Regions from separate parts of the Homo sapiens genome. Here region 1 is linked to region 2. Evidence: read pairs that join two places in POLR2A ChIA-PET (ENCODE). Cell type or tissue: Caco-2. All regions are shown on one strand. Each heading gives the region's core, and the rest is flanking DNA. Links, peaks and the distances in the headings are about the cores only. Region 1 overlaps PITX1 (paired like homeodomain 1). Region 2 overlaps PITX1-AS1 (PITX1 antisense RNA 1).

Region 1 (4,378 bases), core at 126-4,125, 210 kb before region 2:
TTCTCCTGCCTCAGCCTGCTGAGTAGCTGGGACTACAGGCACCTGTGACCACACCCAGCTAATATTTTTTTTTTGTATTTTTAGTAGAGACGGAGTTTCACCGTGTTAGCCAGAATGGTCTCGATCTCCTGACCTCGTGATCCACCCGCCTCAGCCTCCTAAAGTGCCTCAATTCTTTTATTCAACAAATATTTATTGAGCATCTACTATGTGCAGACACTTCTGAGGGGTTGCTGTCTATACCTGTTTGACTCAGTTCACCATGCTGGCTGTCTGACTACACTGATCCTGTTCAGCTGCCAGGGCCAGCCTCTGGGAGGCAGTGCTTATAGTCACAGCCCATTGACTCTGCAGTCAGGCTAGGGATTGAGTCCCTAAAGTGGTGTGGTACAGCTTAGGACAGGTTACATGACCTCTTTGAGCTCCCCATTTCCCATTTATAAAATGAAGCTAATAAGAGAAATGAAACATGTCAAGTGCAGTGGGGGACAGCACAGAGTGAGACATATGCCTCAGCCAGCCACAGCAGCTTTCATCCCCTGTGAGGGCCAGCCTGCCCTCTGCCTCCTCCCTGCTCCACAAGCAGCTTCCTGCACCCTGACCTGCTCCTCAGCAGTGGTCTGATTCATGGAATTGCAGCCCCTCCAGCCAGGGCTCCAGTGGCCCTCTCTCGTGAGTGCTCTGCAGCTGCTTGACAGGTAGAGGTAGACACCTGCCCTGGGCAGTACCAGCCAGTCAGGAGGCAGGACCCAGGAACCTGCAAAAGCAACGTGGGAGTGTGAAGAGTGGGGTTCCCCTGATGGGAGAGGCAAGGAGGCAGGGACCAGCAGGGGCTGGGGGGGTGGCCTCAGGGTTGGGGGGGGTCTCCCCATCTCGGAAACAGGAAACTTGTAATCCGGACTGACGTGGGAGCTTGGATTTTGTGATTGAGAATTCAGGGCCCTTTCTTCACCAAAAAGCTGCTCTGTGCCTCTGTCTGCCCCTACCCCAGGGCTTCCTCTGTCCCTGATACCTGTACGCTTTGCTGCTGTCACATAGCCCGGAGCTTAGGAGGGCAAATCCTAGGGCCTGGGGCCTTTTCAGTCTCAGTCCTGGAGCCCAGCTGAGTCTAGCTTCTTGAAGAGAATTCTAATTTTTTATTTCCTTTCCCTCCTGAATACAAATGTGATTCATGTAAGGGTAATGTACAGCACAGTGGGTGCGAGCGCAGGCCCTGGTCAGAGGGTCTGAGTTCAGGTGCTGCCTCTACCCCTCATTAGCTGCCTGTGCCATGTTGGGCAAGTTACTGATTCCCTTTGAGCTTCAGTTTCTTCCCGTGAAAAATAAGGATAACAAATCCCTCCCTCATGAAATTGCTCTGAGGAGCTTGCTGGGGCCTGGCGCTCAGGAAGAGCCTGCTGTTAGCTACTCATAACATGATATGCAAACAAAAAGAAGTGTCCAGGCATCCTTGCCCCATGGTGCTGGGCGCCCCCAGAAGAGCATGCTGGGGTGAGTACCCCTGCTTCGCCCCCTGCCCCGCGTCCTGTCCCTGCTCATCTCTTAGGGTATTGACTGGGCTCTGCCTCTCCCCAGAGGCCAGGTAGGTGGCAGGAATTGGGTCTGGTTCCTCTCCCAGGGCCTGGCCCACAAAAGATTGGTGGGGAGATTGTACCACAGGACAATAGGCTGGGTGATCGAGGGCCCAGAATCTAGGATAGTTCCTGGGGTGGGGTGGGGGTGTGGCCAGGAAGACTGTCAATCATGACTCATATTCAGGACACCCTGCAGAGGTGGGGACGGAAAGCTGAGCTGGGAAAATCCCAAATGACGTCTAAAGTGACCTGTTGAGAAATTTTGACAGGTAAGTCCTAATAATGCAGAAAGCGGGGAATAGGACCTCAAGAGGAGAACCAGGGCATTTCACTTTAATAAAAGAATAGCAATACCAGCCTCACAGGGCTGCGTGCAGGTAAAGGGGCTCATGAATGAGGAGTGTACACTTAGCTTGGGGCTTGGGGCCTTGTGTTGGTTCAGTCAGCATTGGAGCTTGGTACTGAACATAGGGATGGAGCCACCTCCCCAGAAGGGCCTTGCCTGACCACCTGGTTTAAAGTGAGACCCCCTTTACTCTCACAGCATCCTGTTGTTTTTCAGCCTAGGTTGTAATTACACACGTCTATTTACTTGTCCAGCAGAGCGGGGGCTGCGTCTGTTTCCACTGCTCCATCCTAGCACTGACAGCAGGGGCACAGTCAATGTTGAATGAATGGCGGTCTCCTCCCCGTCTTCTTCAGGCAAAGCTGGCTAGGAATTCTGCCTTTTTTTTTTTTTTTCCAGAGGATTGGGCTTTCAGAGCCCCCTACAGTCTCTAGCCCCCTTCAGAGATGACCCTGCAGCCGGAGCAGCGGGGAAGGTCTGCATGCTGTAGTCTCTGCCAGCCACAGATGGGTGGGAACAGCTGGGAGGGGCCTGCAGCTGGGTCTTTCACTCACCTGCTTGGCCACAGTCCTTGATGGATGACGGGGTCATTCTGGGACTACTTCTGCCCTTCGACCCGTCTGCAGCTGTTTGGCCTGTGGCCCCACAGATACACTGCATCTCCACCTGAGCCCTGTGTGGCTCCCCTTGCACCTGGTGCTAGACCTGACTTTCGGGACAGGCTTCCTTTTTGCTCTTCACTTTCCTCCAGCCCGCCTCCTTCTAGGTCTCCCCTGACTCCTGCCCTCAGCTGAGACCAGGGCCCTCTGGCCTTGGCAGATGCGTGAGGCTGAGGGAGGCCCTGAGTCCAGATGTGGTTGTGTTTATGTTCCCAGAGAGTGAGGGGTCGGAGCTCTGGACTGGAGCCGCTGGGGGAGGGGTGGTCTGGCTCCAACACCCTGCCCTATTCCACCCCCACCCCCACTAGCCTGTGTATCTGGCCCTGTCCATCTCAGAGCTCCACACTCCAGGTCTCACAGCATCAGGCTGACCATCCTCCAGGGAGGACCTCTCTTCATTCCTCATCTGAAGGTGAGAAAACCAGTGGAAAGATGCCTGGCTTTGGAATTAAAAAACCTACTGGCTCAGTGTGACCTTGGCCCAGCTACAGAGCCTTGGTTCCATCTGTAAAATAGGGACAACACTCCTGACCTCAAAGGCTGTGTTGACCTGGCTTGAGAATGTGTGCACAGGGCTCTCCAGCTGTCAGCTCGTGACTAGGCCTGTGGCTGTGCCCTACTCCTAGCTAGGGCTTGCCTGGGTCCAGGGCAGTGCCAACCCCCATCATAAGGTGATTCTAAAGCAGAATATCAACCCCTCCTTCCTCCCCCACTGCAGCTGCAAACATTTTGTTTTGCCATTAGAAATGACTTACTTAAGGGAAGCAGAATTTTACAGGCAGTTTACAGGCTGGTCTTGTTCAGTAGTTTCCAAAAGCCAGGGGAGGGCGGAGGCGGCCAGCAGTCCCCACAAGTTGGGATGGATTGGAAGTGAGAAGTGAGTCCTGTGTGACGGACACTTTCTCCTGCACAGCCGCACGCCCCTCGGTGGGCTCTCGGCACGTTGCGGGCATTAGGGAGAAAGGCAGCGGGAGGCCCTCGCTATACTCTGATAGATCCAGCCCCCTCAGTCCTCCTGGAATAGCCTGGCCCTGGCTCCGAGGAGAGAAGAGGGGCTGTTGCTGGGCCCACAGAAGAAAAGGCAACCCCAGGCATAAAGAGGCTCTCAGCAGCCCCTGCCCGAACGCTCCTGGCAGGCAAGGGCCCCATAGCACCCTGGGGCCTCGAGGGTCACCGCAGACCCGGCCTGGGAAGAAACCCGTAGAGTCCCGCAGCCGCGGAGGGAGGGGGTTCTCGCTAAGGCGTCCCGCGGACAACGCCGAGAGGCACAGCTTAGCGGGTGCGCACCGGACAGGCTCGCAACGCAGGACGGTGCCCTCATGGGAGCCAGGCTGAGCAGGTCAAGAATGGTGGTGGGGAAGCGGGGTAGGCAGACCTCGGCGGGGGCTGCCTCGGCGCTCTGCTCCTACCCAAGGGGCCCGGTTCCCTTTCTACCCACAGTTCCCTTTCTATCCGCCTCCCTCCTCAGCCCAATGAAGCAGTCGGGGCTCAGCAGTGCTTAGCACGCTCGGACTATGGTTTTAATAGACGTACATGGACAAGTCGATATAGACAGATTTATTACAGTCAGTCCAACATACACAGGGACGCTGTAAACAGGGGCGCGGGCCGGAGAGCGGGTGTGCAAAGTGGGCGCAGGGCCCTGGGGCCGCGCCCCTTGCTCTGCCGGCTCGACTCTTGCACGGCGGGCGGTGAGGAGGGGGCTGTTCGCCCAGACAGAGGGCCACCTCCTAGCCCGGGAGCAGAGCAGAGGGCCTGGGCCTGCAGCTAAGCTCAAGGCTGGGGTGTTCTGAGATGGA
Region 2 (4,378 bases), core at 227-4,226:
TTAAACCCATTCTTGGCAATTTAACTTTAGCAAAACACATCATCTAATTTTATTGGTAGTTTTGTTTGTATTTTATTTCCAAATTTGCTTTGGCTTTTATGTGTTCAAGGGTGATAAATACAAGGAGTGGATTGCACTAATTTTTGTTTCTATATACATATCCATTCATTTACCCGGGATATATTGCCTGAGCTCCTGCTCCGTGACAGGCATGTTCTAGGCAGGGAGGATGCAGCAGTGAGTAAAGATGAAGAAAGCTCTGCCCTCGTAGAGTCTACCACCTAGAGGCGGAAATAGCCCCCAAAACAAAAAGAACCCTGAACAAACCAAAACCCCACAAACAAATTAGTAGATATACAACAAAATATTCGGTGGAGATGAAGGAAAAGTTAGCTGGGTAAGAAGATGGAGCAAAAGAGGCATTCCCCTTAGGCGAGGTGGTCTGGGTGGGCCTGTCTGAAGAGGTGACATTTACTCAGAGACCTGTGTGAGGCAAGGGAGTGGAGCACACCAGTTGGGGAAGCGGGTTTTAGCTTAGGAAGCAGGAAGTGCAAAGACCCCTGAGACGGGCATGTGATCAGTGCATGTTGTATGTTTCAATTATGCTGAGAATGAAGATTTTATATTCGTCAGCACATGGGGGTTTGGGAGCCTGCAGCAAGAGGTGGGGTAGCTAGCCTAGTGTGGGGGCCTAGGAGGACCCCAGATCCAGACAGAGGAGAAGCCTGGGGGGCAGAAGGCTTCCCTCAGGCTTGTGAGCTGACAGGTCGGCATAGCACCTTGGCTGAGGGAGGGCAGAGGGAGGAGCCGGGGGGCACCCCTCCCCCCACCTGCAGCCTGTTCCCCCCACAACATGGGCGCATAGAGCGGTGGTTCTCAACCTTGAGCAGAATCACCTAGAGGGCTTGTTAAAACACAGACTGCTGAGCTCCACCCCAGGATTTCTGATTCAGGAGACCTGGGGTGGGGCATGAGAATGCAGTTCACCAAGGTTCCCAGATGATGCTGATGTTGCTGGTCCAGGGACCACACCTTGAGAGCACTGATCGAGAGCAAACGCAGACCGTGCCAGGATTTGCCAAGAATGACTGTGGAGAGAAAGTGAGGCACAAAGCCTTCACTAAAGGTGCCCCCAGGGGTTTGACTAGGTCTGCAGTGTCCCTTGCTGAACACCACTGCGTGTATGTGTGACAGGTGTTGCCCATGCATCTCAGTCCATGGTCACTACTGTCAGGGGCCTGACTACATAGGTCAGGGAAGAGGACCCCTGTGGGAGGGGAACATTGAACAGTTGATCGTGATGCAAAGGAAAGATATTTTCTTTTGGTAAAAAGTGAAGTGGGAGCCCTTATAAACCCTGATCAGCCCAAAGTTGGAAAGAATAATGTTATTATCATGAAGCTCGGGATGGATGGGGTTGGGGCGCAGCTCTGGCACAGGGTCCCGGGCAGTCGGCACTCAGTAAATATGGACTGACACTGAGAAGTGGTGGCTCTGATGTTACCACCTAGAGAATGCATTTGTGCCCTGTGAATCTGGGGTCCAGCGGCTCTTCTGTCCTGCCCCTTCTCTCTCTCTCTCTCTCTCTCTCTCGTCCTCTGACTCCACAGGCTTTAGCCTTGTCTCCTAGCCGGGGCATGTGTGAGGTCCTTTGCAAGTGACTGGGGACTCTGGAAACATGAGGTGGTGATATCCAGGGGTGAACTCCTGACACGTGGCTTGATTTTCCCAAGTCAAGACCCTCTGCTTTTCCTAGGGGTCTACCTTGGGTGTGGGTTTGAGCATTGCGGGAGGAAGAAGGAGAGGGAGGCAGTGGGCTGTGCTCTGCCTGGAAGCATGCAGGAAGCTGATGGGAAACAGCTGAGCCAATAGCTCTGCACACACAGAAAATAAATCCTGGCTTCCGAAGAAGCTGCAGAAAATTGATTTTTTGCAGCTTCAGTGGTCATCTTGAAGGATTTGGGGGATGGAAATGGGGCCCATTTCTCATCTCTGTTCTGTGCTGCTGGGTCAGGTGTTCCTCAGGCCCGGGTCAGTATCCCTCGCTCCTCCTTGTCTCCCCACCACTCTGTGTAGAGAGGAAGGGGCCGAGGGCTGGTCTTCCTCAGCTTACCCCTAGTGTCCAGCTGCTTTCTGCCTGTTGCCTGCCCTTTGGGCCCGCTGCCATGGATGGGAGAGGTGCGCATGTTCGTGCAGCCAAGCTGGGATTATGGCATTTGCACAGGGATGTAGCTGTGGGTCTGTGTGTCTGGGTTGTTGGGGGACAGGCTGGGGTGGGTGCCCTTTAGAGCTTGGCCTCTGCATGACTGCCTAGTCCCTCAGTGAATGCTGCAATTAATTGGCTACTAGGGAGACATTAGCCAGCTAGGTAGGTCTGCTGTAACCATCCCCCTGTGTCTGAGCAGGCTTGCTAGGGGCCAGGGCCGTGTCTGGGAACAAGGGCTGGCCCTCTGGCATGTTTCCCCTACATGTGTGGAGAGTGGACTTATCCCAGGCCCAAGGGATCTGAAGATCCCCACAGCCAGGGAGGAAGCTGCAGCTCCAGATGGATGGTTCCCGGAACTCCTGTTGGCTTTGGATGATTTCATGGAAAACTTGGCCAGGGTGCTGTGAGGCAGAGCTGTGACCTCTCAGCTCAGCAGCCAACACAAGGAGTTCCTTCACCTTGTAGAGACATGCAGTGTGGGCCGCCACAACCCTCCCCTGGCTCTGTGTCAGCCCTGCCCTGTGGAGCCAGCTGGGTCTCTCTGGTCCCCAGCCTGTGCCTGGCTGTCAGGAGGGATGCATTCTGTCCTGCTGGGCTGATGTGAAACCCCATGAGCTCAGGCCAAAAGAGCCCCACTCTTTGTCCACATGGGGAAGTAGGGATTAGAGACAGGAGTCTGGACTGCTGTGGTCGCTTTTGTTGAGGCTTGGAATTTGGAAAGGAATCGTCTTTCCTGGTGGTCCTCGCTGATGTGGCATACCAGTGTCTCTTTCCCCAAGTAGCGCTGCCTTGCATCGCTCGAATGTTTCCATCTTGCTTGACTTATTGGAAGGAGCCACAAAGTGAACACCCTGCCAAAAAAGATCAAGTTCATCGGGGGTTTTGATGCTGAAATCCCTGAAAAGTGGCAAGCGTTTCTTTTTCCCCGTCTTGTTTATAGTGGCAGCTTCTGTTGCTTAACACCTGGTGGCCCTGGTGCTTATGCTTGGGGTCACAATGGGGATGTGAGGAGGGAGAAGGATGGAAGAAAAGGAGAGCATTGGACAGTTGATCGTGATGGAAAGGAAAGATATTTTCTTTTGGTAAAAGGTGAAATGGGAGCCCTTATAAACCCTGATCAGCCCAAAGTTGGAAAGAATAATGTTATGATCATGAAAGTGTTACGGATATGGTTCTTTTCCCCCAGATTTGGCCTGATCAGGGATTCTATATGCTGGAATTTCATGTATCACCTATTAATGCAATAATGTTATTAATAATTATAAATTAAAGAGCAGCCGACTTAGTAGGTTCTTATTTGCAGACACCATGCCAAACCCTTTATTATCCATTATTTCATTTAATTACCTCAAGAACCCTATGGGTAATTACTATTGCCTTTTGAAAGTAAGGGAAACAGAAGCTGAGAAATGAAATAACTCGTCTGAACTCCACTGAGAGGCAGCGCAGGGAGGCCAATGGTGGGGGCTCTGGACTCAGACCCTGGATTTACCCTAAGAATACCACTTCCTGGGTGCCAGGTACTCCTGCCTGGGACAGAGAAGCAGGGAGTTTGAATGCTTTTGTTGTAATGATAATGAGAATGGTGATGGAGAGGTGATAAAGGGCAAAGGCCCTGGAGCCAGCCTCCTGAGTCCAAATCGCCATAGCACCGCTTAGCAGCTGGGTGACCTTGGGCAGGTGCCTCAGTTTCCTCATCTGTGCAATGGGATAGCGGCTGTACTTGCTCAGGGATTGTTGTGAGGATTAAATAGCTAATCCACGTGAAGGGCCTTAAAGGGTACATCAGTAGGTGTTGGTGGTGATTATTGTCATCCTCTGTGTGTTCTCCCAGGTCCACACTTTGCTATCCAGGAGGCCCTATGGGTTAGTGTGGTGAAGCTGGCACATGATGGATGTCCAATAGATATTCACTGGATGAAGGAATGCAATTTACCAGGTGCCCTAGAGCCTTTGGCAATAATTAATCTTCTCTTAAAAGGATCTTCCCCACAACTTCCTGCCTGAGACTGACCTGCAGGTGGGAGCCTGCCTCTCATCGACAGTGGCCAGCAGGCTTTTCCTGGGTCTTCTTGGCAGGAGGGTCACAGTCCCAGTGGATCCCGGTGGCTGCTGGAGGCACAGGTTTCTTGAGAGGCAGGTGACGGCAGACCCCAGCCCTCCAGCCTGCGA

The links. ChIA-PET counts read pairs that join two places held together with the same protein. Peaks named below come from ENCODE experiments on the same cell type or tissue, not always from the same donor. Only the 100,000 strongest peaks of a DNase experiment are listed, where the experiment ranks them.
Region 1: POLR2A ChIA-PET joins it to region 2 with 7 read pairs; 4 of 35 experiments call an interaction of 5 or more read pairs at or near these places.

What each region holds. Positions count from the first base shown.
Region 1 is chr5:135,023,660-135,028,037 of GRCh38, forward strand. It overlaps PITX1 (paired like homeodomain 1), which reads right to left. Exons shown (of 3, transcript NM_002653.5): 3 at 4,075-4,378. Among named protein-coding and RNA genes, the nearest start is that of PITX1-AS1, 7.4 kb to the right of the region's middle. RefSeq lists enhancers at 1,276-2,475, 2,688-3,277, 3,387-4,072 and a silencer at 1,436-1,895. In Caco-2, for the core only: no CTCF peak of the experiment used is centred there; DNase peaks (open chromatin) are centred at 1,782 and 2,564.
Region 2 is chr5:135,234,933-135,239,310 of GRCh38, forward strand. The region is part of intron 3 of PITX1-AS1 (PITX1 antisense RNA 1); the gene reads left to right. LINC02900 (long intergenic non-protein coding RNA 2900) reads right to left here. Exons shown (of 4, transcript NR_037895.1): 3 at 4,221-4,372; 4 at 1,302-3,057. Among named protein-coding and RNA genes, the nearest start is that of LINC02900, 11 kb to the right of the region's middle. RefSeq lists an enhancer at 3,888-4,378. In Caco-2, for the core only: no CTCF peak of the experiment used is centred there; no DNase peak of the experiment used is centred there.